2 separate regions of the Mus musculus genome follow, and region 2 is linked to region 1. Evidence: chromatin loops called from intact Hi-C (ENCODE). Cell type or tissue: heart. All regions are shown on one strand. Each heading gives the region's core, and the rest is flanking DNA. Links, peaks and the distances in the headings are about the cores only. Region 1 holds the start of Gstt2 (glutathione S-transferase, theta 2). Region 2 holds the start of Gstt3 (glutathione S-transferase, theta 3).

Evidence for each region. A loop is a pair of places that touch in the nucleus more often than their neighbours do. Peaks named below come from ENCODE experiments on the same cell type or tissue, not always from the same donor. Only the 100,000 strongest peaks of a DNase experiment are listed, where the experiment ranks them.
Region 2: a loop joins it to region 1, with 2.4 times the contacts of the local background. A loop is called at or near these places in 24 of 42 quality-filtered maps.

What each region holds. Positions count from the first base shown.
Region 1 is chr10:75,824,846-75,840,284 of GRCm38, reverse strand. It overlaps Gstt2 (glutathione S-transferase, theta 2), which reads left to right and starts at 5,404. Exons shown (of 5, transcript NM_010361.2): 1 at 5,404-6,110; 2 at 6,546-6,633; 3 at 7,474-7,624; 4 at 7,717-7,890; 5 at 8,191-8,440. The coding sequence starts at 5,999. The coding sequence ends at 8,400. In heart, for the core only: a CTCF peak has its summit at 7,853 (motif pointing right); DNase peaks (open chromatin) are centred at 4,744, 5,784, 6,734, 7,854 and 1 weaker place; H3K4me3 peaks cover 3,194 bases; H3K27ac peaks cover 2,756 bases; H3K27me3 peaks cover 432 bases.
Region 2 is chr10:75,773,489-75,788,927 of GRCm38, reverse strand. It overlaps Gstt3 (glutathione S-transferase, theta 3), which reads left to right and starts at 7,514. Exons shown (of 5, transcript NM_133994.3): 1 at 7,514-8,081; 2 at 10,740-10,827; 3 at 12,034-12,184; 4 at 12,881-13,057; 5 at 13,918-14,806. The coding sequence starts at 7,970. The coding sequence ends at 14,115. Gstt1 (glutathione S-transferase, theta 1) reads left to right here. Exons shown (of 5, transcript NM_008185.3): 4 at 1,957-2,133; 5 at 4,695-5,115. The coding sequence ends at 4,889. In heart, for the core only: no CTCF peak of the experiment used is centred there; a DNase peak (open chromatin) is centred at 7,787; H3K4me3 peaks cover 1,776 bases; H3K27ac peaks cover 584 bases; H3K27me3 peaks cover 3,423 bases.

The sequences.
Region 1 (15,439 bases), core at 3,003-11,002:
AGTCTACTTTCACAATGACCCTGTGAGGTAGGAACTAGCTGCCCTACTTTTAAAGGTGAAACGGAGGCCTGTTAGTAACGAAGAAACCTCTTCTATTGAGGGAAGGGAAGGGCCAGCTTTTACCATAGTAGTTGGCACAAAGCAATTAACGGAACATGGATGGAACAAACAGGTCTAACTCCCACCCCAGGGGAGTTGAGTGTACTGCTCTTCTCTCTTCTGCCAACTCTCCTATCCTTGTGCGTCTGTTTGCCTCCTGGTGACACCTTCTTTTAGGCTTTCAGCGTTTACAGTCCTACACAAAAGCATGTTTTGAGACATGGGACCATTAGTAGTTTGCACGGGGCGCTCAAAGGCATTTCTGACTTCTGCTTCTCTCACCCTTTCCCAGGGTTCCCATCTGTGGCCCAAAATTTGGTCAACCAGCTCAATATGTTCATGAGAGGGTGGGACAAGTCTGTCAGACGAGCCGTCAGGCGATGTGTGAGCTCGTCCTGAGAAGGGGTTTTTGAAGGTAGAGGGGTACTCATCTTAGAAGCTCCCTGGGAAGGGTGCCGGTGAGGTGAGGTTGGGTGTAGAGGCAAGAGAGTTCTGGGTAGAAACAGAGGCTTGTTCATTCTGCAAAAATCCCACATTGGTGCAGTTTACCCACAAGAATGACAGACCTGCAGCTTAAACTAGAGATTAACCTTCCAGGGCCCCCATCTGCCTCAGGAAGAGTCCTAAGCAGTGCTCTTGCAAGGTCCTTTCTGAGATGTTACAGGTACATTTTTGACAAAGTTGTTTGTGGCTGACTGTCTCTTTCCGCTGTAATGTTCCCCACCCACTCCCACCCCTCGGCCTCTTGTCCTGTGGCAGTGGGAGCAGGTAAAACTGAGCACTCATTTTGTGTGGGCTCAGTGGGACATCCGTGTACTTTGAGGTCACTTTCTTATGACTCAGAATCCCCCAGTCACACGAGGGAACTGGGGCTGTGGGCTGACGCTGAGGTGACAGGATTGGAGGGGATGCAGCGTGACATCTATATGTACTTTGAAGTCATTGTGTCATCCTAGATTATTGGAGTTACCCACGTGCATAAATAAACTTTAGGGGACGTACCTACTGCAAAAGACTCTGCTCAGAGCCCTCACAGGCTCACGGCTCAGCCTCCAACTTTGATGGTTCTGAGAGGGTTACCCGTAATGCCACTTTCTAAGATAGCATCTGCATTGTATCGTCCATGAAGCTCCCAGATTCTAATGAACCACAGTTGCCTGCTGTACTCCCTCTGCCCACCCCAAGTCACACATGAGGAAACGGAGGCCCATGCTGGCATTGACAGGACTGAAGGTGATGCGTAAGATGACCTGCTTTTTTGAGATGGCCCTAGTTGGTGACAAAAGGGAGAGCTAGCTCTCAGATCAACCCTTTTCTTCCCTATCCCCCGTCCCCCAACATCAGCTGCCCGCCTCCGAGCAGAGCTAGAAAGACCTTGGTCACATGGTTTCCTTTGAAGGACCCTCTTGGCTCGGTCCAAGCGGGAAAGGACTGAAATTTGATTTGCTCAAGGTCACTCAGCTAGTAACTGACAGGACCCTTATTTCAAATCCAGGAGCATGGGCTAAGGGCACTGGTGCAAAGAGAGGGCATAGAGACACCCCCTCCCCCTCAAACTGATGAATCTCTCTTGGCAAATGTGGAAGTGAGGACGATATGATAGCAACAGGCTGCAACTACAAATTATATCCAACTATTTTTCTCTTCAATGTTTCTCAAAACCCTGGGAGTAGGAGTTTCTCTAGAAATCGGAGACCCAACTGCTCTCAGTCTATCACTAGATCTCTGAAACCACCCCTGGAAGGAAGGAAATAATGTGATAATTTAGGGAGTAACAAAGCCACCTAAGAAAACTTGAGGAGCTCGGTGACTTCCTATTAGGATGTCCCCCAGCAGGGGCCATCCATCAGTGTGGCTGGTTCACCCAAGGTGTCTTGATATAAGATGTACAAAGTAGGAACATGAGGACAGGGAGAGAGTGTCAAAGCCCTGTAGTGGGACGGCAGCGATTCTGATATGGCCAAGGGCACACTTCTCTAAAAAGCCCTGCTTGCTTCTAGACTGGACCTCAGGGGTAAATCTTTTTCTATCTCGAATTGGCATCTGGCCACCTTTTCCCTCCTTTCTATAGGTAAAGATCTCACAGCTAGAGGTACATTCCAGTGTGATTAAAATGGAGACTCAGAGATCCGGAAAGAGCTGTGGGCAAAACTTCCAGCCACAAGAGAAAACAGCCATCCTGACTTCCTCACGTTTCAGAGCCGGACTTCAATCCTAAGAGTTTTCTTTGCCCGTTTTCGCCTCCGACCCCACCCCGCTTTCCTGCTCTCTCCTGATCCTATCGTGCACATTAAAAAAATGGCTTTGCCAGAAAACTCGGTTTACAGGAGTGGGAGAGCGTGGGTGAGCACTGTTTTAAGCTTTACCAAAGCTTCCCCCATTCTTTTTCTTCCCCCTTTTGCCCCACTTCCAATCCCGGTTCCCATCTCCAGGGATCTTGCATAGTTCCTTCCAAAAGACCCAGCCTGCACCAGGTTCCTAGGAAAGGCCTGAAGTGCCTGAAGTGCAGGCTCTGCTGGAGTCTCTATTCCCAGCCTTCCGCGATTGGCCAGCTTCCCTCCTTCCCTTCCTCCCTCTGCTCCCGTTGCGGGGAGTTTCCCCACAATCAACCCTTCCAATCCGGGAGGCAATGACCTCTAGAGGTTGTGGCAGCTAGTCTACTGCCCCTAACGGACCAGCTCACGCCCGTTGCTCGCGTGAGCAGTTGCCAAGGCAACCAACAGGCCGCTGACTCTCCTCCCTGCAGTGTAGGATTCCCAGCATGCTTTGCGCAGCGGACTCTCGGAGGAGGGCGGGAAATGCTGCATTTCCCAGAAGCCCCTTCGTGGGGTAGTCCTCTGAAGTAGGGAGCCGAGGGTAACTCTCGGACGCCCACCCTGGTGGTAGGTATGGGAGCTGGCGTTCAGAGGAGAGCGGCTGTCCAAAATTCTTGTAGCTGGTTTCGTGGTTTGCGTTTGCGCTGTTCACTGAGGTACGGCTGTGTGACGAGAGACGAGGAAGATGAATGACCCAGTGGTCACACTACAGCAGTTTGCAATCTGTTATAAAGAACATTTAGAGGATATCTAATGTTTTGATGATTGTAAGATCATATTGTGCATGCCAGTCAGATAATCCGCATCGTGGCTCCTGAATCCATGGCTCAGGGAACATCACAGAAAGGCTGTAAGAACCAGAATACCAGGAAGTCTGATGCGAAACAGTCTCTAGAAATGGCTGTACAAACTATACTGGAGCAATGGCAATATCTATGGACATGTTAATGTTGAAGGGAGAAAGTCTCCAGGTCCCAACCCTAGACAAAGAACTATTGGCCACTAATAGAGAAGAATTAGCCTCTCATAGGAATGAACTCCTTAGTTGGTTGTCCAATGCAGAACTGTCAGCCTTGAGTTTATATGTACAAACAAAAAAATAGAGCTAGCAGGTTTATATAATCTGTGCACATACACACATATGTATGTAACAATAATAATTTAAAAGATGAGAAGAGCTAAGAAAACCTAGCCAGAGGCCAGGATGGTGGTACACACCTTTAATTCCAGGATTGAAGCAAGAGGATCTCTGTGAGTTCAGAGTTAGCCTGTTCTACATAGTTAGTTCCCTGACAGCCAGCCTATATAGACAGACCCTGTCTCAATGAATAACAACAAAATTTCCTCAAACAAATTAGCTGTTTCCACAGAATGAGGTCAACACGTTTGAAGACTAACTATTCTCTGGCAGTCAGCCATTCCAACTTTTATTCCCACCACTTCAGTAACCACCGTTCGGTGTGATTTGTGAACCTTGGCTTCTCTTCAGTTTTTTTGTTTGTTTTGTGGTGTGGAGGGTTGAATCCAGGGCTAGGTTCACTGATGCTAAACAAATGCTGTGTCATGAAACCAGGTTCTAGCTACTGATTTTCTTTGTCCTGTTTGTCAGATAGGCTCCCCCTAGGTGGCCCAGGGTATAAACTGCCAAACCCCACTGCCATGAGCAACATACTTCCTGTAGCAAGCAAGGTGCCACAACCTAAAAGCTACATAACCCACACAAAACAGACCACCAGCTGGGGTCTGTTCATACACTAGGTTCAAACGCAGGAAACTATGGGCTGTGGGGAGGTGGGGCGGGGGCGGGCATTTCTCATTCAAACTACCACTCACTCTGGCTTTAGGTATCTGACAATCAAGATGAAAACTATTACCAGTCAAAAAGGGAGGGTAGCAAAAAAAAAAAAAAAAAAAAAGGGGTATTTTTGTCAAGATTCAAGGAAGCCCTTTTTTTGGGGGGGGGGAGGGGTTAAGAAGCCGGAAGAGAGGATGAGATGGAAGAGGGGAGTGAGGCAGCCAAACCAGTTCCTTGCCAGTGTGGGAGGGGACTCTCCGGAGAGTAGCGAAGCAGGTACCTGAGTCTGCAGGGTGAAAGCCGGGGGGGGGGGGGGGGGGGTGTTTCGGGGCGGGATTCAGGGGTCCATCCATTCAAGAGCCATATCTGATCCCGTGAGAGAGGATGTCTGACCTAGGGGAAGCACGTGAAATAAACAAGGCCAGGAGACTTCTAGGGGCCAATCACATCAGAGGGCTTGGGTGGGTACAGTCATCTTGGATCACATGCTCTCCCTACCGAATTTGCACGAGCAGAGCCACGTGCGGTGCAGGGCTGCAGAAGAAGCTCCTCTGGGGACAGCTTTGTGTTTTTCAGAATCCTTTTCCTCAAAAAACAACACCAGCTTATTTAGGTAAAAGGGCAATTTGGCTTCAGACGGTTCTGGCGGTGGGAGGGGCGAGGGGAGGGGCCACTTGAGAGAGCTCGGTTTGAGCCTACTGGCTACCACAGCTCCTAGCTATCAACTCACAGGGTAAGACTGGTTCTATGGCAAATGCCTGTAGTCCTAAGCACTTGGAAAATGAAGTCGAATTTGAGGCCAACCTGGACTATATGAGTCCCTGTTTCAAACAAAACAAAACAAAACAAAACAAAAAATAGCCAACCAAATGAATCAAACAAACATAAATTCCCTGGAAAGCCAGGCAGGATAGGTCTCACCTGGGAGTCCCAGACATTCAGGAAACTAAGACAGGAGAATCAATGGAGCAGAAGGGTTTGAGGCCAGCCTGTGCTATAGCAAGACCCCTACCCCTCAATGTCAAAAAAAAAAAAAAAAAAAAAAAAAAAAGAAAGAAAGAAAGAAAGAAAAAAGAAAAAAAGAAAAACGCCCAGGGAAACATTCTGGTGCCCGATATGGCCCACGGGCTATAGCTACTCTAAAAGATTCAGATAAAGCCAGTGATAATGGGCACCTCTTTTCCCCATCGGAAGATGCTACCGTGGAGAGTGTTGGAGGCGGGCGAGAGAGGTGGTCCTGTGACTCCTTCAAGCTTTGCTGCCCAGCCTCACAGATCTGGGGAGGTCCAGTGTTCTTAGACGACCTGTTTTGCACGGGGCAGCTGGACCAACCACAGTTCTTCCTTAAGGCAAAGTTTCTAGCAGCCTGCAACAAGCTTCACCCGTTAAAGAAGGATCAGCGATCAGCCTCTAAGATCCCCTCCTGCAGTAACTGAGAGCTAGGAGCTGAGCGGTCTAGTTCCCCGCAAACGACTACGTCCACAGAACTCTGAGTTGGGTCCACGAAAGCCCAGCTAGGCCATTTCCGCGTCCGGGTGAGACTAAGGTCCTGGGCTGGATTCCTGGCTCCACGGTCCGCTGGAGCAAATCGCATAAGTCAGTCTGAGTGCGCGCGCACCTCAGCCCTGCTTTTGGTATAAAGTCCTCCAAAGCGTCTCCCTCCCCAAGATCAGCAGGTGTCAGCTATCCAGAGGAGGAAATCGTTTGGCTTGGCCAACTGAGGCTGTGCTGGACCCCAGCTTGCTGTTATCGAACGCAGTCGGCACACCATCTTGTGTCGCTACCGGCAATGGGCTTGGAGCTCTACCTGGACCTGCTGTCACAACCCAGCCGCGCTGTCTACATCTTCGCCAAGAAGAATGGCATCCCCTTCCAGACGCGTACCGTGGATATACTCAAAGGTTGGCACATTTACCCCTAGACCATGTCAGTCCTTCACATTCTGCCTGGGTACAATCTCCCCATCATCTGACCCCCCCCACCCCCAGCGCCGTCCACCAAGGAATGCTCTGCTCTCTTTGGAGTGGTCTTAGTCAGTTCAGAGCCCTCTTTAAACGTAACTTCCGCTCTGACAAGAGAGACTTTTTGTCCTGGGACGTGGGGAGAAAAATGAAAGATTCCTACAGTTTCTGCTTTGAAGGCACGCAGTGTTTAGATTCACAAAATTCCGGAGACTTTGCAGGGAAGAGACACATAGCTGAGCCACCTCTGTGCCTCTGGTTCCCGGCCCATCCGGATTTTGGCCGTTTCGACCTTGCTCTGGTTGCAAAGAGAAAGGGGAAAATAGGAATACTGCTTGAGTCCTTGCACGCATTTTCTGGCTTCTTCCTTCCCAGGGCAGCACATGAGCGAGCAATTCTCCCAGGTGAACTGCTTAAACAAAGTTCCTGTACTCAAAGACGGAAGCTTCGTGTTGACCGAAAGGTGCAGCTGTAAATATACCCAGAGCCCTCACTACCTCCTCCGGCTCCCTTTGGCCGCCCCACTTCCGTTGGAGTGGGGTGCGGGGCGGGGCCCTGGCCGACTCCGACCCTAGGCTGTGAGGGGGCCTGGCTAGAGCAGACTCTGTGGGAAGGGGTCCTGGAAGACTAGAGGGCTGATCCAGCATGTCCCTTGCTTCTGTCCTGTTTCATCTGCTGGACTCCCCCCCTCCCCCTCCAGGCCTCCCTATCCTGATTGAGGGGTATTGGAAGGCGACAAGGGGACGATTGTCAAGGGTTAGGGAAAAAAAAATGTAGATTCAACAAAGGACTAGGAAGGGCTTCTCCTAACTTCCTAGATGTCCTGTTTAATCCGCCAAAGCTTGGCCCCGGAGACCAATGAAAGGGTCAGGGCTCACAGACTGTTTGGTTCTCCCATTAGAGTCTAGTGTCAGAGAGCTAAAAAACAAAACAAAACAACAACAAAAAAAAACCCACAAAACAACAACAACCACCACCAAAAAAGAAAGGCGGAGAGAAAAAGGTCTGGCCAGGGGTCAGTGTCCACGACATCAAAAAAAGAGGCGACCTGGAGAGGGGCAGAGCTCTTGCTGGTGTCTGTCTGTGTGTGTCTGTGTGTGTCTCTGGGTTTCACCATGCACAACATTGCAGAGAAGAAAGGCTCTGGGGACAGGCAAGAGTCATGGAGAGATAGGTGGTGAGACCAGAGGGAAGTACTTCAAATGTGAGAATTCTGAAGGCCCCGCCAAGGGATGGGAAACAGCCAAGGTCCTTAAATCCCCTCTTCCCATGGTCCATATAGCCCCTCTTCTATGATTCCCAGCACAGCCATCTTGATTTACCTGAGTTCCAAGTACCAGGTGGCAGACCACTGGTACCCGGCCGACCTACAGGCCCGTGCCCAAGTCCACGAATACCTGGGCTGGCATGCCGACAACATCCGTGGTACTTTCGGAGTGCTCCTATGGACCAAGGTATCCAGGGTCCTCTGGGGAGGGGCTGAACCTTGGGCACCCAGTAAGAGTCAGGCTTATTTATAGATTGAGCTCTTCTGTCGTTCTGCCAGGTGTTGGGGCCACTCATTGGGGTCCAGGTTCCCCAGGAGAAGGTGGAACGGAACAGAGATAGAATGGTCCTGGTTCTGCAACAGCTGGAGGACAAGTTCCTCAGGGACAGGGCCTTCCTTGTTGGCCAGCAGGTGACGCTAGCGGATCTCATGTCTCTGGAGGAGTTGATGCAGGTAGGAGACCAGCAGATGGGGTAGTAGTAGCTAAGGGCGGACTCTTCTTTTTGCTACTTCCCCAAGTCCAAAGCACTGTGGTCTGGGAAAAGCCAGAACCATAGAGGGGAACTTTGTGTGATTTGTTTCCTGTCTAGGTGGGAAGTGGGGAGTGGGGTGGGGGGCAGCTTCTGGCTGCTGTCAGGTCCTGGATCTGATCACAGTGCCCCAGACCTCCCATGGGGCTGTGTCTATGATGCTTGTGTTGCCTGCAATGGGACCCTCGGTATCTCTTCGACTTTCCCATCTTTGTCTCTACAGCCCGTGGCTCTTGGCTATAACCTGTTTGAGGGACGGCCTCAGCTGACAGCATGGCGAGAGAGGGTGGAGGCGTTCTTGGGTGCTGAGCTGTGTCAGGAGGCTCATAGCACCATCCTGAGCATCCTGGGACAGGCAGCCAAGAAAATGTTACCAGTACCCCCTCCGGAGGTCCATGCCAGCATGCAGCTTCGAATTGCTAGGATTCCTTGAGTGGTCTGACCAGCAATAAAGACTCATTTTGTGTTTTTTCTTTCCTTTTTTTTCTTTTTTTTAAAAAATATTTATTTATTTATTTATTATATGTAAGTACACTGTAGCTGTCTTCAGACTCTCATTACGGGTGGTTGTGAGCCACAATGTGGTTGCTGGGATTTGAACTTCGGACCTTTGGAAGAGCAGTCGGGTGCTCTTACCCACTGAGACATCTCACCAACCCCTTTCCTTTTTTTTCTTAACGTTTCTTTTTGCCCCAGTCTTTTATCCTGGCTCCCTCTCTGACTCTGAGAGAAGCTTTAAAAGGAACACCAGCTATCCTTAGCATGCTTCTCTTAAGGTACAGTATACACAACCTATAGGAGACCCAAATCAATAATATATAAAAGATGCTTTAAAAAAAAAAAAACAGTAACACACCCAAAGAAACCAATCAAAAGTTGGTAGACATCTGTGTTTTATTATAATAAAGAGTCTGAATAGTTTAAGGAATAAAGAGCTATTGGTTTTTTTGTTTGTTTTGAGACAGGGTTTCTCTGGCTGTCCTGGAACTCACTTTGTAGATCATGCTGTCCTCGAACTCAGAAATCCACCTGCCTCTGCCTCCCGAGTGCTGGGACTAAAGGTGTGCGCCACCACGCCCAGCTCGTTAATTGGTTTTATTATACTGTCCTATAATATGCATGGAATCAAATTATGACTCCGTGAAACATTATGGTTAATCATAGAAAAGTCACATAACAATCCACATAAAATTATTACACGGGCAAAAAAAATGATCATAACAAGCCATTCAGGGAGGTAGATGGTGTTTTACAAGAATTAGTCATTGAAGTGTAAGAATAAATAAGATGTCTTTGGGCAAACATTTTTATCTCCTCAGATAGTTTACAAGTAACAACAAACCTGATTTATTTACATTGTTATGTAAGCCTCCAAGTGTGTCCATGGGTGAGAACACACAACAGAAAGGATTTAACATTAAGAATTAAGAGGTTGGGCTGGTGAGATGGTTCAGTGGGTAAGAGTACCCGACTGCTCTTCCAAAGGTCCAGTGTTCAAGTCCCAGCAACCACATGGTGGCTCACAACCATCCGTAACAAGATCTGACGCCCTCTTCTGGTGTGTCTGAAGACAGCTACAGTGTACTTACATATAATAAATAAATAAATCCTAAAAAAAAAAAAAGAATTAAGAGGTCAACCAGATGGATCAGCCTCTGAGGATACTTACAGCCAAGGCTGTTGACTTGTGTTCCATCACTAGAGCCTAGGGAGTGGAAGGAGAGAAGCCAAGTGCTGCAAACTGTCCTCTGACTTCCACAAGCGAGTCACAGGATTCCTATAAAACAGAAAATGGGGAAAAAATGTTAACAAGATATTAACATGCTGCAAAGACAGCTAAGATTATCATAGAGGTCATCACAGCAGGAAAGTCAGTATTACATCACAGAAAATCTTCCATCTCAGTCAGAGGCTTCTGCTCCGCCTTTGATTACTCAATTCCCAGAAAAAAAAAATACACTCAAATTTTAATTTATCAGCAGTAAAGCTGGGCATACTGGCTAGTTTTGTGTCCATTTGACAAAAGCTACAGTCATCAGAGAGGAGAGGAAGAAACCTCAGGTGAGGAAATGCCTATATGAGATCCAGCTGTAGGGCATTTTTTCAATTAGTGATCATTTCAGGGAGGGGCCCAGACCATGGTGGGTGGTGCCATCCCTGGGCTGGTGGTCCTAGCTTCTGTAAGAGAGCAGGCTGAGCAAGCCAGGGGAAACAAGCCAGTAAACAACACTCCTCCATGGCTTCTACATCAGCTGCAGCCCTCGGGATCCTGCCCTGTTTGAGTTCCTGTCCTTCAAAATGAACAGCAATATGTAAGTATAAGCCAAATAAACCCCTTTCTCCCCAACTTGCTTTTTGGCCATGGTGTTTTGTTGTAGCAACAGAAATCCTAAAAAAGTTGGCACCAGGATTGTGGGTTACTGCTGTGACAGATCTGACCTATGGAAAGAGGGCTATGCTGTTTAGGACTATGCTAAATGGAAGAAGTCAATCAGAAACAGTATCACATGCCTTGGAGGAACTGCATAAATTAGTGCCACCTTCAAGGACTTGAAAGATGCAGAGGTGGTGGTTCCCACCACATCTCCCTTTAACTCTCCTATCTGGCCAGTGCAGAAGACAGATGAATCATAGAGAATGACAGTTGACTATTGAAAACTAAATCAGGTAGTAACTCCGACTACAGCTGCTGTACCAGATGTAGTGTTCTTATTTGAGCAAGTTACCACCTCTCCTGGTACCTGGTATACAGCTGTTTGTTTAGCAAATGCCCCCCCCCCACCCCTTTTCTGGTAGTTGTCCATAAAGATCTCTAGAAGCAATTTGCTTTCAGTTGGCAAGACCAGCAGTACACCTTTACAGGCTTGCCTTAAGGATAAATTAGCTCTCCTACCCTATGTCATAACTTACAAGGTATCTTGATCATCTGTTTCTTCCACAAAATATCACATTGGTATACTATATTGATGATGCTCCTCCATGGCCTCTGCATCAGCTCCTGACTCCAGGTTCCTGCCCTGTTTGAGTTTCTGTCCTGAGTCCTTGTCCCAACTTCCTTTGGTGATGAGCCATGATGTGGAAGTGTAAGCCAAATACACCCTCCCCTCCCCCCAACTTGATTTTTGTTCAGGGTGTTTCATTGCAATAATAGAAACCCTAAGACTGATGGGCCTTTGAGTAACGCCATGGCTATTGTGTTATTCATGCTCCTGCGAGTAACCCCAGGAAACCCATTCCCCACCAAGCTTAAGCTAGACTTGGGTAGAATCATTTCTTTGGTCTGCCAATCACTGACCTATCTGGTTGAACAGAACCTCTTCTCAGGAAGTCAGTGAACTGTGTACTGTGGAGAGGGCATGGGTTCTCAAGCAATGGGGAGCTTGCCTGGGTTGATGAATCAGAGACAGCTCCTGGCAGTGTGGGCCAGGGGATTCTGGCACATTTGAGCATGTCAGACCAGAGCCCAGATTCCTACCCCAGGCCTTAGTGGGTGACCCCTTGCTCTGTTGGGCCTACTTGCCTTCATGAGACAGATTCTGTTTGCCTGGGCTATAGGCCAACTCTGGCTCCTAGCCCAGGCCCTCCTCCTCCACTTTGGAACAGCAAGTTGGTTGTGTTCCCTATGGCTTCCAGAGCAGAGCCTATCCTTGGAGAGAAGCTAGGTCCTAGCCAAGATTCAGCCCTGCACCTGTGTCCTAGTTCCTCATTCCAGGGACAGCAGCCACATCCTGTTACTTGATCACAGTGACTGTCTTAGGATTTCTATTGCTGTGATGAAACACCATGATCAAAAAGCAAGGTCATGGGAAAGTTTATTCAGTTTGCATTTCCATATCATAGGAGTTCAGGACAGGAACTCAAACAGAGCAGGGACCTGAAGGCAGGAACTAGTGCAGAGGCCAAGGCCACAGAGTGAATGCTGCTCACTGGTTTGCTCAGCCTGCTTTCTTATAGAACCCAGGACCTCCGGCTCAGAGATACCCCCACCTATAGTGGGCTGGGCCTCCCCCCATCAATCACTAATGAAGAAAATGTGCTTTAGGCTTGCCTACACCCTGATTGGATCTTATGGAGCATTTTCTCAAGTGAGGCTCCTTCCTCTCTGATGACTCTAGCTTGTGTCAAGTTGGCATAAAGTAGCTGGCACAGTGATCTTGCTTGACACAGTCAGAGTGACAAAAGGGTGTGTGTGGAGGGGACTTCACTCATCCAGTTGAGCCATGAGCTGTTCCTGAAACCATGGAAGATGTCATCTGCACACAGTATGAATTTGTGTGTGTGTGTGTGTGTGTGTGTGTGAGCGTGCCTACGCGTGTGTTGGGGGTATCCATCTCCCACAGTCCTAACTACTGGTTGGCTTCAGAGCCTGTGATAAGCATGGCCAAACTCTGTGTGTCAGGTCCAGAGAATGACTCTTACTTCCTCAGGTTTCAGAATGGGGTCCTGCCAACTTCCTAGGAGGTCTTGGCTAGGAGCCCAGGAAGGCCTGGGTGACTCAGGCTTGCAGCCAACCCCACACCCTACTCAATCAGCATCTTCCAGTATGGAAGCCAAACCCTGGCTCCCCTTGCACACAGGAGTTGTCCTCCAGGTCCACAGTGACTCTGCTGCCCATAGCTTACCCCTCCACACCACAACAGAAGTGCCCAGGCCAAAATAGGCCTAGGGGGTGTGACCATGGTGAGCACATGGAGAGAGTACCGCACGGAGGGGCAAAGTGACCAGACTTGAACTTCAGACATTTCCGTGATGCTAGCCCACAGGGTAGGGCTGCTTCCCTCGTGTGGAGTGGAGATGCTAACAGGGATGAGTGAGGCCCAGACAGAGGGCAGACCTGGGTCCCTGCAGAAGGAAATGCCTGCCGAAACATGGTCCAGGGAGGAAGCAGGAGGAGACCTTTAATGGCAGTGAGCCTTTCCTGGGAGGCCGGAAGTGGAGCAAATAAAGATGCGGCACAGACAGGAAGCAGTTGCGGGGCTCCTTCCCTGATGGCAGAGCCGTGGAGAACCTGGTTAAATGTTCAGGTGTGAGTAAAAGATCAGTGTTGGCAAACAAAGTCCCAACTCCCTTTCTGTTTGACGGTTAATCTCGTCAGCTTGACTGGATTTAGAAATATCTAGGAAACACTGGCTCTTGGCGAGTCTGTAAAGGGATTTCCTAAATATGCGTGCCTTGATCTCATCGGATAGGATCCAAGACAGTGAGAAAAGAAGAATGCGAGGATTTATCTCTTTCTGCTTTGGCTGTGGCGACAATGAAACTGGGTGTTCCTATCCCTGCCACCTGGCCTCTATAGTCTCCAACTTCACTCTCAAATTGTGAGCCAGAATAAGCCTCCCCTTCTTCCTCTTCTTCTCTTCAATTTATCTATTTTATCTATATGAGCACACTGAGGCCTTTTTCAGAACCACCAGAAGAAGACATCAGATCCCATTACACATGGTTGCGAACCACCGTGTGGTTGCTGGGAATTGAACTCAGGACCTCTGGAAGAGCAGAACATTTAATTGGGGCTGGCTTATAGATTCAGAGGTTCATTCCATTATCATCAAAGTGAGAGCATGGCAGTGTCCAGGCAGGCATGGTGCAGACGGAGCTGAGAGTTCTACATCTTCATCTGAAGGCTGCTAGTGGAAGACTGACTTCCAGGCACCTAGGACAAGGGTATTAAAGCCCACACCCACAAGGCCACACCTCCCAACAGTGCCACTCCCTGGGCTACGCATTTATAAACCATCAGGCCTCCTCAACAGTGTCCTACAGACTGGTGCAAGGGCCAGGACTGCAAGTGATGGAGGGTACCAGTTGGAACATATACTGACTGCCTTCCATTCCTTGCCCTGAATAGACATCATCAATCAATCACAGAAAACTTTCCTCCAAGGATCCTCAGAAGATCCCAACGCACATCACTGATTGTTGGTAGTGAGGAAGACAGGCAGATAGGGTCAAGGAAACTTGTGAGTACCCAGGGTGAACTGCTCTCTTAGCCTAGTCTCTTGGGTCTTTCTCACTGAGGAAGCCTCGGGTGCTGTGCATGTTCAACAGCTAGTGAGAAGGCTGAGTTCAGCTCCGCAACAACTATATAAGTGGCTCAAGCAGCAAGAACCTTCCTGGCTACTGAGTAGGTCTCCCTGGTAGGTATAGTGGTATTCATAGATTGAATGTAAGAGAGGCCTTCATACCCACCTGCCAGCAGCCATGGCCTGAAGTATAGTCTCTTTAAAGCTAGACCTCAGCTGGCTGTTAGACCCATAGTCAGATCATGCTGGGAGCTGGAGAAGTTCAGGATATCCCTAAGTTCATACGACAGCCACAGAGAAACCATAGGCTTGGTGGGAACCTCCACTGGTATAGAAGCTGGAACAGCAGCTTCAGAAGTACCTTGCTTTCTGCCATGCATGGTACTGTTACAGACATACTCTGAATTCTCTCCTGATCCACATGTCGTTCTGGGGAAGTGAGACCTAGGAAGACAGGGCATCTTCCAAGATTTTTGTCCTTATCAACTTGACAAGATCTAGAGTTACCTAGGGGACAGGTCTCAGGCCATGCCTGTGAGGGATTTTCTTGACTGAGTTCAATCAAGTGGGAAGACCCACTTGAAAGTGGGTAGTGTCACCAGACACGGGTGGTACATGCCTTTAATCTCAGCACTTGGGAGGCAGAGGCAGGCAGATTTTTGAGTTAGCGGCCAGCCTGGTTCTAGAGAGTGAGTTCCAGGACAGCCAGGGCTATACAGTGAAACCCTGTCTCAAAAACAACAACAGAAAGAAAGAAAGAAAGAAAGAAAGAAAGAAAGAAAGAAAGAAAGAAAGAAAGAAAGAAAGAAAGAAAGAAAGTGGGTAGTGTTATTCTTCAGTCCTGAGTCCCAGACTGGATGACAATAAATGTGACTTGAACAGTAGCATTTACAACTATCTTGTTTCTGACCTCAGAAGCAATATAACCAGCTCCCTCAAGACACTGCCTGCCCACTCTCCCCTCCCTAGATTTCCACCATGCTGGGCTATGAGATCAAATTAACTTTTCCTTCTTCCCTATCTTGTTTGCTCAAGAATTTATTGCTGCAAAGAGGAAATTAGTTAATATGACCATGTAGCCTAAAGCCACATTGTGGCTTCATCATGGATCCCTATTAGCCTTCTTCCATAGCTGCCGAGGTGCACAGTATGATCTATGTTGCTTTAATCAAGGCCAGGGCATTTCTGGGCTTCTGCATGGTAGAGTCTGGTGGGCCACACTCTGAGCATCCTTGATGTTGCACCTTTTTTCCCTGAATTCCTCCAGTATTTTAGCTTCTATCACTGTAACTAAATACCCTAGACAGTTAACTTATAAAGAAAAAGGGAGATTGGGAGAGACGGTTCAGCACTTGGTGGTGTTTATTGCTTTTGCAGCGGAGCAGAGTTCAGTTCCTGTTGGCTAGTTCACAACCACCTGTAACTCCAGCTCTAGGGGAACCAGTGCTG
Region 2 (15,439 bases), core at 3,348-11,347, 52 kb after region 1:
CTATAGTGCTTGTGTAGAGGTCAGAGGATGGCTTTGGGGAGATGGTCTTCTCCTACCATTGAGGTGGAAGCTTGGCAGCAAGTGCCTTCACCTGAGGCATCTCACCAGGTCTTAGCCCCCATTTTTTACTTTCATGACACACATATCCCATTACTCTGTTTTTCTTTTTGTTTTCCCTTACTTTTTTTCATTCCTATTTTCTTAAGATCTCGTCTTCTATCGTGGCCTTTTTTCTTACTTTATGAACCTCTTTAGTCCCAGCATTTGTGAGGCAGAGGCAGGCAGATCTCTGAGTTTGAGCCCAGCCTGGTATGCAGAGCGAGTTCCAGGGCAGCTAGAGCTACACAGAGAAACCCTGTCTCATACACCCGTGTGTGGGTGTTTCTGAGTTTGGCTTTTTTTGCTTCGTTTTATAGCCTGAGTTTTCTTTTGGCATCCCTTTCCTGACTAACATATCATTTTTCCTTATAGCAACTAAGTTTCCCAGGAGTGGTGTCGCTGAGTCCTCTGATGTTCCATATTTAGTTTTCTGAGGCGCGTCCGCACTAGCTTTGGTACCGGCTGTAGGTGGCTGCCTCCCCACTAGCAGCATATGAGAGGGCTTCCCCTGCATCCTTCTTAAAACTTATGGCCATTTGGCTTTTGTTTATTTTATTTATTTAATGCATTTGTGCATATATGTTGCATGTGGGGGTTTGTGTTTATAGAGTAAGAGATAGGCATCAGGTGCCTTCCCGCAGTGACTCTATGCCCACTTTCTGAGACAGGGTCTCTTGATGATCCTGGAGCTCATCTGTTTGTTTGTTTTTTAAATAATTTTTTTCTTTTAAAAGATTTAGTTATTTTATTAAATGAGCACACTGCCACTGTCTTCAGTCACACCAGAAGAGGGCATCAGATCCCATTATAGATGGTTGCGAGCCACCATGTGGTTGCTGGGAATTGAACTCAGGACCTCTGGAAGAACAATCAGCGCTCTTAACTGCTGAGCCATCTCTCCAGCCCTTAATTAGTTAATGAATGAATTTTGAGACAGGGTTTTCCTGTGTAGCCTTGGCTGTCCTGGAGCTCACTCTGTAGACCAGGCTGGCCTCGAACTCAGAGATCCATCTACATCTGCCTCCTGAGTGCTGGGATCAAGATGAGCACCGCCATGCCTGTCTTGGGTTTGTTTTTTTATAAAGGTAAAAGATTTGGATCTAGTTTCATTCTTTTACAAATGGGTATCTACTTTTCTCAGTGCTGTTTATTGAGGTGTCTTTTTCTCCTGTTTATGTTTTTAGCCCTTTCATTAAGAATTAGGAAGCTGTAGCTCTGTGGGTTTGTTTCTGGGTCTTCTATTTTGTTACACTGGCAGAATGGCTGCTTTCCTGCCAGTGCCATACTGTTTTTTGTTACTGTAGCTCTGTAGGTTAGTCTGACACCAGGCACTGTGACCCCTTCACTGTTGCTCTTCTGCTGGGATTGCTTCCAGGTGAAGTTTAGTTTGCCTTGTCCCTTGGTTGTACGAAGAAGCTATCTGAGTGACTTACATTATTCATGTCGTTAAAATACTCATGATGTTTGCAAGTCAAAGCGATCGCTTTATTCTTAACACTGAGTGACCCATGACCATGGTCCCTAACCTGACTTCTTTCCTCAAAAATATTAGATCTATTTATTCTTCGGGTCCCCATTTAAGTCATTAATAAAGTATTGTCCTTTCTGAGGTCCAGCCAAGCAGAGATGGTGAAAGGAGGACTATTTATTTGTAGACAAAAATGTCACTTGGGGATTCCCCTGTGGGTCTGGGCAGGCCACCAAGGAAGAGGCACAAAAGTAAAAGGCAGTCCTGACATTGGGAGGCATGACCCCCCCCCCCCTCAGCTGGTTCGTTCCAATTCCTTATTTTCCCTCCCTCCCTCCCTCCCTCCCTCCCTCCCTCCCTCCCTCCCTCCCTCCCTCCCTCCCTCCCAGGTGATGTTCCCTGTTTTCCTTGGTGAGCAAATACCTCCTGAAACACTGGCAGCCACGTTGGCAGAACTGGATGTTAACCTACAGGTGCTTGAAGACAAGTTCCTCCAGGACAAAGACTTCCTTGTTGGGCCCCACATCTCCCTGGCCGACTTGGTGGCCATCACAGAGCTGATGCATGTGAGTGCTCTAAGAATGGTGGATGCTGTGGTAATTGTTAAATCTCCATCAGGTCAGGGGTTTCTACCTCACCTTGATCATTCAGTTTCTAGACAAAAGACACACAGCTTTTATATTTATAATGTGCTCGCTAGCCTTTAATGCACTAGAGCTGGGCAGACATTTACCCTCTAAGCTATTATAACCTACTTCCCCATCAGTAACTCCAAGTTATAACGTGCCCTGTCCCATCTGGGCAGTTCTTAACTTCAATTGGCCAGCCCTCATGGCCATGTTTTCATGACTCACCTACCCCATGGCATCTTCTCCTCTTTCCACCTTCTCTCCTCTAGTGATCTCCTGCCTCAGACCCAAAGTCTGGGAACCTATCTCTGTTCTGCCAAACTATAGGCTGTTGGCATCTTTATTCAGCCAATAGATTTCAATTAAGGAGCAAGGTCAATAGCATCATTTGGTGTATGTGTGGATTCTCTCATCCTTGGGGCAGCCAGATCTTGGGGGCCACTATTAGCATTATAATACATAGTCAAAAACCAACTTCAACAAATGGGTCCATAAGATACAGGGAATTCTGGCTAGTTAGAGAAGTCCCATTTTTGCTATCCTCACTAGTTGTAGGAGGATATGCAAATGTGTGGAGACTCCTTCCAGATTTGTAATGTCTGTCTTTGCTTTCATTGATTGTTCTTGGTTGCTTTTCTATTAATGTGATAAATCACTAAACCAAACACAACTTAGGGTGGAAAAGGTTTATTTGGCTTACAGTTTACACTCTATCATGGAGGGAAGCCAAGGCAAGATACTCAAGGCAGGAGCTTGAAGCAGAAATCAGGGAGGAATGTTGCTTACTGGCTTACTGGTTTTTCCTACAACCTTTCTTAATACAGCACAGGCCCATCACCAGGGATGGCACCATACACTATGTACTGAGTCCTCCTATGTCAATCAGCAGCCAAGAAAACACCTCACAGACATGCCCACAGGCCATTCTGAGGGAGACAATTCCTCAGAAGAAATTTTCTCTTCCTAGGTGTATCTAGCCTTGTGAGAAGTAGGAAAAACAAAACAAAACAAAACAAAAAACAAAAACCCAACCAGTACACTGTACTCCTTATCAGCCTGTCCCACAGACACATCAATGTTTAACCACAGTCTTTCGTTTCTTTTATCCCTAAGATCTCAGGTTAGTATTGCAAAACACAGTACAATTTTAAGAGTCTCAAAGTCTTTTTAAAAGTCCAAATGATTTCAGAATACAAGTTCTCTTTAAAAATCCAGAGTCTCTTAACTTTGGGATACCATAAAGCCCACTAAATAAATCACAGCATTTCTTGTACCATAAGGGAAGAAGCAAGGCACAGTTACAATCAGATTGAAACTTAACCAAAATCCTACAGCATACAACATTCCATGTCTGACATCTGTGACTCACTGGAGACCTACTGGGCTCTAAAGGGCTTGGGCTGTATATACATACCATATAGCTTGTCTTGTTGGCTTGATCAGGAATCATGCCATATCTGTCACTGTCCTTGACAGTCACCCCATAGTCCTGCCATCTTTAACATGCCGTTAGCACTAAAATTGCACTCTCACCAATGTCCTTTTCTGGTTCTATAGAGTGCCAAGCCTCAGTTGTTCTTAATGACCCCTTCATGCCTTCAGAACTAGTACCATGTGGGAGACTCCTACACATTATTTGTCAAGTTCTGTTGCCAGCTTTGTGGACAGCCTTGGCCCACCCTACTACTGGGCCACAGCTTCTATGTATTGACCCTGAGGAAAATACTTCCCAGAAGACATTCCCTCAATGACACTGGTCTGATAAACTACAGCTGCATTTTCAGTCCTAACTAACCAGTAGCCATTGTCCCACGGAAGCTCAGAATGTTTTACTTCTGCAGATTATTAATATGCCACACGAGTGGCCCTCACAGAATCTTCGAGGGACTCTCAAACTTCCCTTTGAAACTTTACAAACCAGGTCTCCACCATCTGCGTGTCTTGCACAATGGCATCTTTCAAGCTATCATAGAACAGCTTATTGATCTCTTGACTACTCAATGATTTTTATAGACCCAAAGTTCCAAATGCTTTTCCAACCCTTCCCTCCTAAAACAATGTGGTCAGGTCAGTTACAGCAACCCTATACCTCTGGCACCAATCTGTTATTCTAGTTTCCTTTCCTGTTGTTGTGATAAATATCATGATAAAAACAACTTGGTGGAGGAAATGAGTTAACTTCAGTGTATAGGTTACCATCCATTATCAAGGGAAACCAGGGCAGGAGCTCCAGGCAAGAACTTAGAGGCAGGAGCTGAAGCAGAACTATCAGTGGGAAAACTCTGCATACTGGCTTGCTCTGGCCTCACATTCAGCTCTCTTATATAGTCTAAGTCCATCTTTCCAGAATTAACATCACCACAGTGGACTAAGCCCCCATATAGACATTCCTACAAGCCAATCCGATGGAGGCAATCCCTCAGTTGAGTTCTCTCTTTCTATGTGTGTCAAGTTAAGAAGCAAAATTAGCCGTAAATTCTGTTCCCTTCTTGATATAGCCTGTAGGTGGTGGCTGCCCAGTCTTTGAAGGGCATCCCAGGCTGGCTGCATGGTACCAGCGAGTGGAGGCAGCTGTGGGGAAGGACCTCTTCCGGGAAGCCCATGAAGTCATCCTGAAGGTGAAGGACTGTCCCCCTGCTGACCTCATCATAAAGCAGAAGCTGATGCCCAGAGTGCTGGCAATGATCCAGTGACGTCAGACGCTTCATCCCTGCACCAGCTGCGGCAGTTCACAACTCACAGTTCACAATTCACAACTTGCATTACACTGGGGATGCACCTCACTCCTCACACCATGATGGCTCTCAGGCTCAGCTCCATCTTCACCCTTTTTCTGTGATAGCCACACATGACCTCAACTATAATCACTACTTTCCCCTTGAGTCTGGGTAATAAACTGGGGCTTGATTTGGGCTTTAATTTCTCCGTGTTGTTTCTTTAACCCTCTTCCTCTAATCCCGTTCAGTTGTCTTCCCGAAAGACAGCTCCGGTTCCCAGGCTTTGGGGATCGTTGACCCTCTCATGGTTGCCGCCAGCCATGAAGTCATAGCTAGGCATGGTAGCTCTTGTATGGGATCCAGCACTCAGCAGGGATGAAACAAGGGAGGAGAAGGAGATCACTGAGAACTCAGAGCCAGCCTGGGCTACATATTGAGATCCATGCTAGCCTGGGATACAGTGTGAGATTGTATCTCAATGAAACAGAACGACAAAGACAGACAGCAAGCCAAATCACAGCCGCCTTCCAAACTTCTGGACCTGGGAGAATGAAATCGCAGATGCCTCAGCTGCAGGCATGGGAATGCATTATTTGGCCGGACCAGCCTCTTGAACATTGTCCCTTCATAGGATCATCAAACCTTCCTGACCTACAGAATTGGTCAAGAGGAGGAAATACCTGGTCAGAGGTCATGCTCAAAACTCTTGGGTACAAACTGTGACTAGGAATGAAGGGCTTGCCAGGCAGTGGTGGCGCATGTCTTTAGTCCCAGCACTTGGGAGGCAGAGGCAAGCAGATTTCTGAGTTCAAGGCCAGTCTGGTCTACAGAGAAACCCTGTCTCAGGGAGTTACAAAAAAAAAAAAAAAAAAAAAAAAAAAAAAAAGGAATGAAGGGCTCAGTTGTGTTCTGGGATAGTATTCTAGTTGGGGGTGAGGGAGTGGACTGGAAGGCAGCCAGGAAGGAAGCTGAAAGATTGGATGTTGCTGTAGTTGGGAGTGGGGACGGGGAGAGGTAAACAAAGGTGACTTGTGGAGACCCGTTACACACCAAAGGGAAGAGGTGGGGAAATGAAGGGGCCTCTCCCTTCCAGTTTAGAGAGGTCAGCTTCCACTATGGCAAACAGACACTAAACGAGGGGGATAGGTATTCCTTAGAGAGAACGTCTGGTCGGGAGGTAGGAAGTGGGGGGAACACTCTAGAATGAACTGGGGACCTGGGAGGTGAGAGACTCTCAGGACTCAAAAGGGAGAGACTTTGGATGAAGGGCTCTACAGTGGGGAGGGAAGCTTGTAGTCAGGACAGGACATTAAGTGGAGGGATGGGATTCCCATCCCAGTCAAAAGTTCTGACTCAGAATTCTTGCAGTCTGAAGGAACTGCAGGGACAAAAATGGAGAAGAGCCTGAGAGAAAGGGTGTCCAGTGACAGGCCCAACTTGGGATCCAGCTCAAGGAGAGGCCCCAGGGCCTGACATTATTACTGATGCTATGGTGTGCTTACAGACAGGAGCCTAGCATGACTGCCCTCTGAGAGGCCCGACAAGCAGCTGAAAGTCAGATGCAGACACAAGCACCCAACCAATGGACAGAAGCTTCGGCCCCCCTGTGAATTGGGGAAAAGCTGGAAGAAGCTAAGGAGGAGGGGCAGCCCCATGGGAAGACTGGCAGTCTCAACTGACCTGGACCTCTGAGATCTCTCAGACACTGAGCCACCAACCAGGCAGCATACACTAGCTGGTTCGAGGCCCCTGACACATATACAACAGAGGAATGCCTGGTCTGGCCTCAGTGAGAGACTTGAGGCCCCAGGGAGTGAGGAGGTCTGGTGAGGTGGGGGTGGGGTGGGGACATCCTCTTGGAGAGGAGGGGTAGAGGAGACAGGAGATGGGGGTGGTGGTAGTGACCTGGAGGGGGATGAAGACTGAACTGTAAAAAGGAATTAAAGAATTAAAAAAAAAATGTCTGGAACCAGGAAGACAAAGCCATTCTCAAGTTTCCCAATAATCTGTGGTGCCAAGACACTTTTTTTTTTAAAGAATTATTTGTTTATGTCTATGAATACATTGTCACTCTCTTCAGACACACTGGCAGAGGATGTCAGATCCCATTACAGATGGTTCAGGACCTCTGGAGGAGCAGTCAATGCTCTTAACTGCTGAGCCATCTCTCCAGCCCTTGTAGTAGTAGTAGTTGTTGTTGTTGTAGTTGTTGTTGTTGTTGGTGGTGGTGGTGGTTAGTTGGTTTTCCCCCATCATTTGGAGATTTGGGGAAATGATGATGTCATATAGGACTTAGGTGCCCCTGGCTGCCACTGAAGATTCCTTTTCTTTTTTTTCTTTTTCTTTTTCTTTTTTTTTTTTTTTTTTTGCATTAGGCGGAGAAGTTTTATCCAATCCTAGGCATGTCTTCAATCCTCCCTCCTGCTAGAGGGATTAGCTGGGGTGAAATAAATAAGAATAAGGAGGCCTGATCATTTCCCTCACGGGGTGTGGACCTAGCATTTACATACTTGGCCACTCATTACAACCAACCTGAGTCCTGGGCCCAAGGAACTGGATGGGATTGGTAGTCTCACTTCCTTCTTCCTTTCTGTGTCAAGGATCTCCGAAGCCACTCCTCCCTCAACCTTTTTTGTGAGTGGAGGGAAAGAAAGTGAATTTGAGGGCAGTTAGCACGGCTAATCTGCCCCTAAATTCACCAATAGAGACGCCGGTTGTGTCAGTTTTTCCTTTACTGGGTTCCGTTCCTCATTTGGCTGAAGCACGGAGGTACAGGGGCCAGTTTGGCTCCAAACCAAGACTCGGGCTCATAGTTCAGGTTCATCTGTTTCGGGGGTTAACTTGCAGTCCGGCACTGATTGGCCCAAAGTTCTTGTGGTCATCCAATGGGAAGGAAGATTGGGATCGAGCTCCGATCGAGGCTAAGAGGCACTTGAGGAGCTGGGACCCAGCCGTTCCTGCTCGCCGTTGCGGCTGCTCCGGCTTCTGTCCCCAGAGGCAGTTCACCCGAGGCTAGTTCCCGAGGTCTGCCAGCGGCTACTCCCACAGCCTCCGCCATGGGTCTGGAGCTCTACCTGGACCTGATGTCCCAACCCTGCCGTGCTGTCTACATCTTCGCCAAGAAGAACGGCATCCCCTTCCAGCTGCGTACCATAGAGCTGCTTAAAGGTGGGCTCAGTTGGCAGGCTGGGAAGTGTGCAGCCTTCTGTACGGAGCACCTCCCACCTCTGCAGCGGGTGGGTGACTGGCCAGGCCAGGTGTGCAAAAGCCGCTCCCGTGAGAAAGCAGTTGTATCAGTTATCAGCTGTGAATTTTTAAAGGACCTTTTCCTAGTGAATAACATCAGTCCCAATACCGGATGCAAAGGCGCCCTGGAAGCTACGGCGAGAGGAGGGGAGCTGGGCTTGAAAATCTCACCTTTGGAGATTTAAGAATGGTGATCCTTCTTAAAGACTTTGGAGAGAAAAAAAAAAGTTGAACTAACTCCTTTCCTAAATGAGGGAACCTCGTCTTGCATTTCTGCATGCTGGGCTAGAAAAGGGTTGTTTTGCTTGGGTGGGTGATCTTTCACTCAAGACTCTTGTGTGTTTCCTGTCCACCAGAGCAAGTCCCCTCCAGTGTCCAGGCTTGCGTGCCATTAGTTGTGTGTGTGTGTGTGTGTGTGTGTGTGTGTGTGTGTGTGTGTGTATTTTACTGGGGACCGAACCAGGATATCTATTATATATGCCACCACCGAGCCATGCTCCCAAAGCTCTTTCTACTTGTCATTTTGAGAAAGAGTCGCAGTAAGAACAACAGCATCCTCTTACAACTTCATACCATGCAGGTGCTTAAAGGTGGGCTTTGCTGGCTGGCCCGGAAGTCTGCAGCCTGCTGAACTTATGCAGCCGTTGGCAGTCAGGCGAGGGGTGCAAGTGAGTCCCGGTGTTGCGCTCTCAGTTAGCCCAGTGAAACATTGAACTGGTTGAGTTTCCCAAGAAGCTGAATTACAGGCTTGCCAGACCCGCTTCACCCCCCCTCTCCTCCCCTCCTCCCCCAGATCACACACAAACACACCTGCTTCTAGATGTTAACTCTATAAAAGTTGCCAATCAGCTTGAGGGTTGAGTGAAAGGACAGTGGGAGGGGCCACTCTGCCTTGAGTTGGAAAATCACTGCTCTGATTAGCCTTGGGGGGGACGGGGGGAGTGGGGCAGAAACCCAGCTACTGAAGCAGGTTTCAGTAGAGGCAGAGTTACAACTGGACCGGAGCTTGGAGAGTCGGTGGGGGAGGGGCAAGCAGAGACTCCAGAACTTCTTATTTAGCTGAGTCCTATTTAGCTCCAGTACCTCTTCAGTACATCCAGATTGAGTCGCAAGACGGGGGCTGCACATGGACAGTTTGTGAAAGGAGAATGGGCAAAAGCAATGGAGTCCATTCAGTGGAAGGAAAGACAGATCCGCAGATGGATCTAGAAGAACCTGAGTTCCCCAAATGCCCTCTGACTCCATTCACATGGACCAGGCAACCTACCTTGTACCGTCAGATCTGGTTTAGGCATGGGGTTTGGTTCTGTCTGGGAATCTCAAGTAAAGAGGGAGCTCTGAGGGCTTGGCACAGAAAAGAAAGAAGTATAGAGCTGCTGGATTCCTAGTGGCAGATTGGGAAACTTGTTCTGGCAAGAGCTATGTTGAGCTAAGAACCGAGAAAAAGGATGTTGGAGCTCTGATGTGTACACAGGTTACCCGGTCTGGATAGAAGAACCCACCTGTAATGGGACTTTTGACTACTTTTTGGCTTCTTTTTTTCTCTTTTTTAAAATTTATTTATTTATTTTATGTACATGAATACACTGTCACTGTCTTTGGACATATCAGAAGAAGTCATCAGATTTCATTACAAATGGTTGTGAGCCAACATGTGGCTGCTGGGAATTGAACTCAGGATCTCTGGAAGAGCAGTCAGTGTTCTTAACTGCTGAGCCATCTCTCCAACTCTGGGGTTCCTTTTTTCTTTTGCCATTCTCCACCCCTCTTCTTCCACCCTTTCAACCCCCTAACACTAGATAGAAGGGAAAAAAGGATGGAAGGGAAAGAGAAGAACATTGTATCATTAGATTACTTCCTGCTGACTAGGGGTATGGAGTTCCTCTGGACAAGTTTGATCTTCACTGTTAGGATATCAAATTTCTTCTTTTCAGCTCTTCACACATGACTACTGGACAAAGCACAGCCAACAGCACCCAACCAATAGCTGGCCAACCAGCCCTTTCCATCAGGGCTCAAGCATTTGTATATCTTCCGAAAATTCCCCAGAGTTCCAAAATGTCATACAATTGCAACAATTCTCTGCAGCTGGCAAAACCACACCTTTGCTAGAGCACCAGTTAAATCATAGTCACCTGCTGGGAAGCAGCCCTATATTCCCATACCTGGGATTAAAACAAAGACATAGTCCCATAATATTTCTGTGCTTTTTTTTTTTTTTTTTTTTTTTTTTTTAAGAAAGACACCAAAATTCTTACCACACCCACCCAGTTCTTGCCTGGGATAGAAAGAATGATCAGGGCCCAGGAATAAGACTGGGTGTTTGCATTAGGATGTGTATGGGCCATAGCTGCACAGAATCAAGTACAGAATCTTTCCCAGACCCAAGTAGTCACTCTGACCCAGGCTTCCCAGGAGTGAAGGCAAATGGATTTGTGAGAGGATCCGCTGCCCTGCCTGTTGGCTTCCTCTTCACCGAGGCTTCTTGTGGAAAACTGGTGCTTGAGTGTAGAGAAGGAGACAAGCAGACCTTAAAAAGTCTCTGAGTCCTCAGCTCCATGCTCTGGTCTCTTTCCTCAGGTCAGCAGTACACAGATTCCTTCGCCCAGGTGAACCCTTTGAGGAAGGTGCCAGCTTTGAAGGATGGGGACTTCGTCTTGGCAGAGAGGTAACATGTTCCCTGCTTGCAACCAAGCTGTGTGGGGCAAGCCACCTGTCTGGGCCTGATGCTGCCAACTTGGACTATGGCTTCTGTGTCTGCTCCAGGGTAACACCCAAGCAGGTACCTGGGGCTGAGATGGGACTTTTGAACACATGGTATGCCTCACCCCCCTTGTATCTCATGGATGAGGAAACTGAGGCAGGGAGATGGGGGAGCCCAGACTGCTTCCGGGCCCCTTCCCTGAGAGCCCAGCGCTCAGGAGGAATGATAGTGCCAAAGAGAGTGGCTGCACCAGGTCTTGGAGTACCACAGATCTTGGAGGGAGGAGCTACCCTAGAAGCCAAAGGAGCACCCATTGAACTTGGTTGCCCTCCGCTGAGCACCCATTAGCACCAGGTTGCCGTCTGACCTTGGAGCTTGTGCAGATCATAGTCTGGGCCCCCATGGGACTTGCATTTTGGAGGGGGGAGTGACAGTAAGGTGACAGGTGGAGAGTACAGTGGGGACAAGACAGGTTGGGGGGTCAGGGTTAGTGATTTCAAGTGAGACATGAAAGAGAAGCTGGCTGTGGAGGTGGTAAATGAGCAGGAACTTCCTGTACTGATGTACCAGGTTTGTGGGCAGTGTGTTCTAGTTGGAAGGACAAAGGTGAAGGCTGTGACATTAGACCATTCGCAGGTATGGGCTGAAGAGCTGAGGCAGCACCCCTGAGGTGAAGCAGGCAACCACAGCAGTGTGGTGGTGGTGGTGGTGGTGGTGGTGGCGGCGGTGGTGGTGGTGGTGGTGGTGGTGGTGGTAGGGAATAGAGAAAGGCTCTGACCAGTCCTGCAGGAAGGAAGTACCCCAGGGGAACCTGAGCAGAGGAGAGCTCCCATTTCCCTTGCATTTGAAAGGGTCCCCAGGCTGGGTAAGAAATGATTGCAGAAATTCAGGCACAAGACACCCTAGTCCTAGACCAGGGTGACTTAAGAATGACCAGGGAGAGGGCTGGAGAGATGGCTCAGCAGTTACGAGCACTAACTGCTCTTCCAGAGGACCTGAGTTCAAATCCCAGCAACCACATGGTGGCTCATAACCATCTGTAATGAGATCTGATGCCCTCATCTGGAGTATCTGAAAACAGTTACACTGTACTTATTTATAATAATAAATAAAACTTTAAAAAAAAAAGAATGACCAGGGAGTGTTCTCCATCTCTCTTCATTCCTCCAGTGTGGCCATCTTGTTGTATCTGAGTAGAAAGTACAAGGCCCCCGACCACTGGTACCCTCAGGATCTGCAGACTCGAGCTCGTGTAGACGAGTACCTGGCATGGCAGCACACAGCCCTGCGGAGTTGTTGCACCAGGGCCATGTGGCAGAAGGTGAGTTGTGGGGATGCTCCCAAGGCGCATCAGAGATGGCATTCCCTGTTAAAAAGAAAAATTCTTGGGCTAGTGACAAACCTCAGGGTGTAAAGGCACTCATCACCAAGTCTGACAACCTGAGTTCAATCCCTGCAATCCAATACAGTAGGAGGAGAGAACCAACTCCTGCATGTTGTCTTCTGACCTCCATAAGCATGCTGTGGTGATAGAGGGCATGCACGTGCACCTATGAGAGCATGTGTGCACTCATTCACACAAACCGAAAAACGAACAAACAAATAAATATTTAATTAGTAGTTCTGTTTCAATGTGTCACCTTGACGATCTTAGAATTCCAGCCCAGATTGTCAGCATTTCATGCTGGTGCCCCTCCTGAGTACTGGCTTTAAAAGCTCAACAATTCCTTCCACGGTGTTTCAACTACCATGTTTCTCTTGAGAAGTCCCACTTACAATCAAGGGGGATGCCAAATGGGGGTGTGATGGCGGGATCTACACTGGGAAGGGTTTCCGGTTGAGGTCCTGGTCTTAAGGGCAATAGAGAGTCATGCATGATTTTATATGGGGAAAGGAAAAGGAAAGATCTTAAGAACTTAGATGGATGGATGGATGGATGGATGGATGGATGGAAAAGAGTGGGACAAAAAGATGAATATTGGACAGAGCCGAATCTTTCTTCTTGCTGGTCCATCAGATGATGTTCCCTGTGTTCCTGGGACAGCCCGTACCTCCTGAGATGCTGGCATCCACCTTGGCTGAACTGGATGGGTGCCTGCAGGTGCTAGAGGACAAGTTCCTGCGGAACCAGGCCTTCCTTACAGGATCCCATATTTCTGTGGCTGACTTGGTGGCCATCACAGAGCTGATGCATGTGAGTGTCGTGGAGTTGGATGGCTTGCTGAATGATGGAGAGTCCTGGGAGGGAGCCGATAGCCTTGCTCTGGCTGCCTTTTCTGGCTCTGGGGCCCTGGATAAGTCACTCCTCCCTTGGCGCCTTCACCTTCCTCATCTCTAAAGTGAATTTTAAACTGTTTTATTAGCATATGTCAATTGCACATAGTAATGGGTGTCATTATGATACTTTCATACATGTACATAATGTATTTTGATAATTTCTTGTCCCCTTCTACTGCTTTGTCTCCTTCCCACTAACTTCTCTTCTACTGTGTGTGTGTGTGTGTGTGTGTGTGTGTGTGTCTGTGTCTGTGTCTGTGTCTGTGTCTCTTTGTGTGTGTGTCTTACAGGACAATGGGTGAGGATTTGTTTTCAGGAGCATGGACACCTTACCAAGTGGCCATTGAAGAAATCGTCCCTTCCTCCTAACCATCATCCTCAGAGAGGGGATGAGACGCTCATGTGTCCTTCATCCTTCCAGGACAGGATGCTAATGGGCCCAATAATATTTAAATGCCACGCCTTTCCATACCTGGAAGCCAGGGTTCCCACAGGTTCCCTTCCCTTTTATTCAGGCTTGTATATTCTTTGTCTTCTCCAGTATGTCCTAAGTCTTGGGAGGTAGTGACATAAAATGCCCAATTTATGACTGAGCTTCGAACAGTCACTTATTCATATCATTACAAAGTAAATTCTCATAAATCCTTTCTATAGGGGTATCAAGAGGCACTTCACACATGGTGGGGGAAGGGACAACATAGTGGGGGAAATACTGGCAGGCATGCTGCCTGTAGATTGTGGAACTTATCCCCTCTACCTGACTCCTTCTCCCCACAGCCTGTCAGTGCTGGCTGCAAAATCTTTGAGAGCCGACCCAAACTGGCTGCCTGGCGTCAGAGAGTAGAAGCCGAAGTGGGGGAGAGCCTCTTCCAGGAGGCCCATGAAGTTGTCCTGAAGGCCAAGGATATGCCTCCCTTGATGGACCCTGCCTTGAAAGAGAAGCTGAAGCTCTCTGTGCAGTGTTTGTTACACTGAGGGAATAGCTCGAACTGGGAGACAGACGGTCAAGGGAAACTCGGGGCCGTGCAAGCGAAGAGATGAGGCTGTCTGGCTCTTTGGCTGTCACTAGGACATAGGGTCTCTGGTCCGCAATTTCCTCTCTGCATCACCTGTGTTCCCTCTGTGTCCCCACCTGGCTTGTGCTGTAACATCAGTTCTTATCTGACTTCTGGAGAGAGCTCCAGGAAAATACTTGGGAGAAACGTATCTGGCCATATTCCTTTTCTTTGAAACTTTACAAACCATTGAACCTTCCCCCATCCTCCAAGCCATATTTGTATATACATGTATATACACATATACATATAATTGATATCTGGTACCACGTGACCCTCTGTGCTCCTCAACCCTGGTGCCTCCCTTCCTCAGTTTTGGCATGCAGGATCTATGATCTCTCAGTTGAATACATGCAAGAGACGGGGATTGACTAGTGAAAGACCTTTGTCCTCTGCGTCTTTGCTTCCTGCCATAGGTGGGGTGCAGGGCTGGTTCCTTTGTGGGAGTGGAAGTTGCTTGGTATGTCCTGACTTTCCAAATTCTTGTCCCAAGCATTCTAACCCTGACTGCTGCCTTCTACCTGTCTCCGGCTCCAAACTGTCAAGCTACTTAATCTTGTGCCATAAGACGTCTTTTATGTGCCTTACCTAATAAATACATTGTTAACAGAAGAGTAATGGTTTTGCTTCTGGATCCTTTAGTATGCACACTTTCCTATGTGTAATTGGACAGATTGCTTTTTTCGGTTTGTGTGTGTGTGACAGTTTCTCTGTGTAGCTCTGGCTGTCCTGGAACTCAGTCTGTAGACCAGGCTGGCCTAGAACTCAAGAGATCTGCCTACCTCTGCCTCCAGAGTTCTGGTTTTAAAGGCTTGCACCACAACCACCCGGCCAGATTGGTTTGTTTTAAGTAGTTCTACCACTCTCTAATGGACAATGATTTATCCCTGACAGAAGAGTTTACAAACTCAGGTATCTTAGGGACCAGAGAGAGATGCCCTTGTCCTAGGGTCTTGCCTAAGCACACCTCACGTGCTATTTGGTCTCAAGATTGTTCAAAAGAAGTGCGGTTCCCGTACTGAGTTTGAAATGATCACAATCATTTAAGAAACTTTAAGCCTTTAAGTCTCCTATAGAAATGTATGCCTTGTGGGCAACTAGCTGGGACGCTCAGAGGGAAAAACAGAGCCACCTGCCGACTGGGAGGGCCAAAGGTAGTGAACCTGGGACCAGTAATTTGGAGCCGGCACACGTGACAGCGGAAGAGGCGTATCTCTGATAGCCAATCTAGAAGGGCCGAGTCT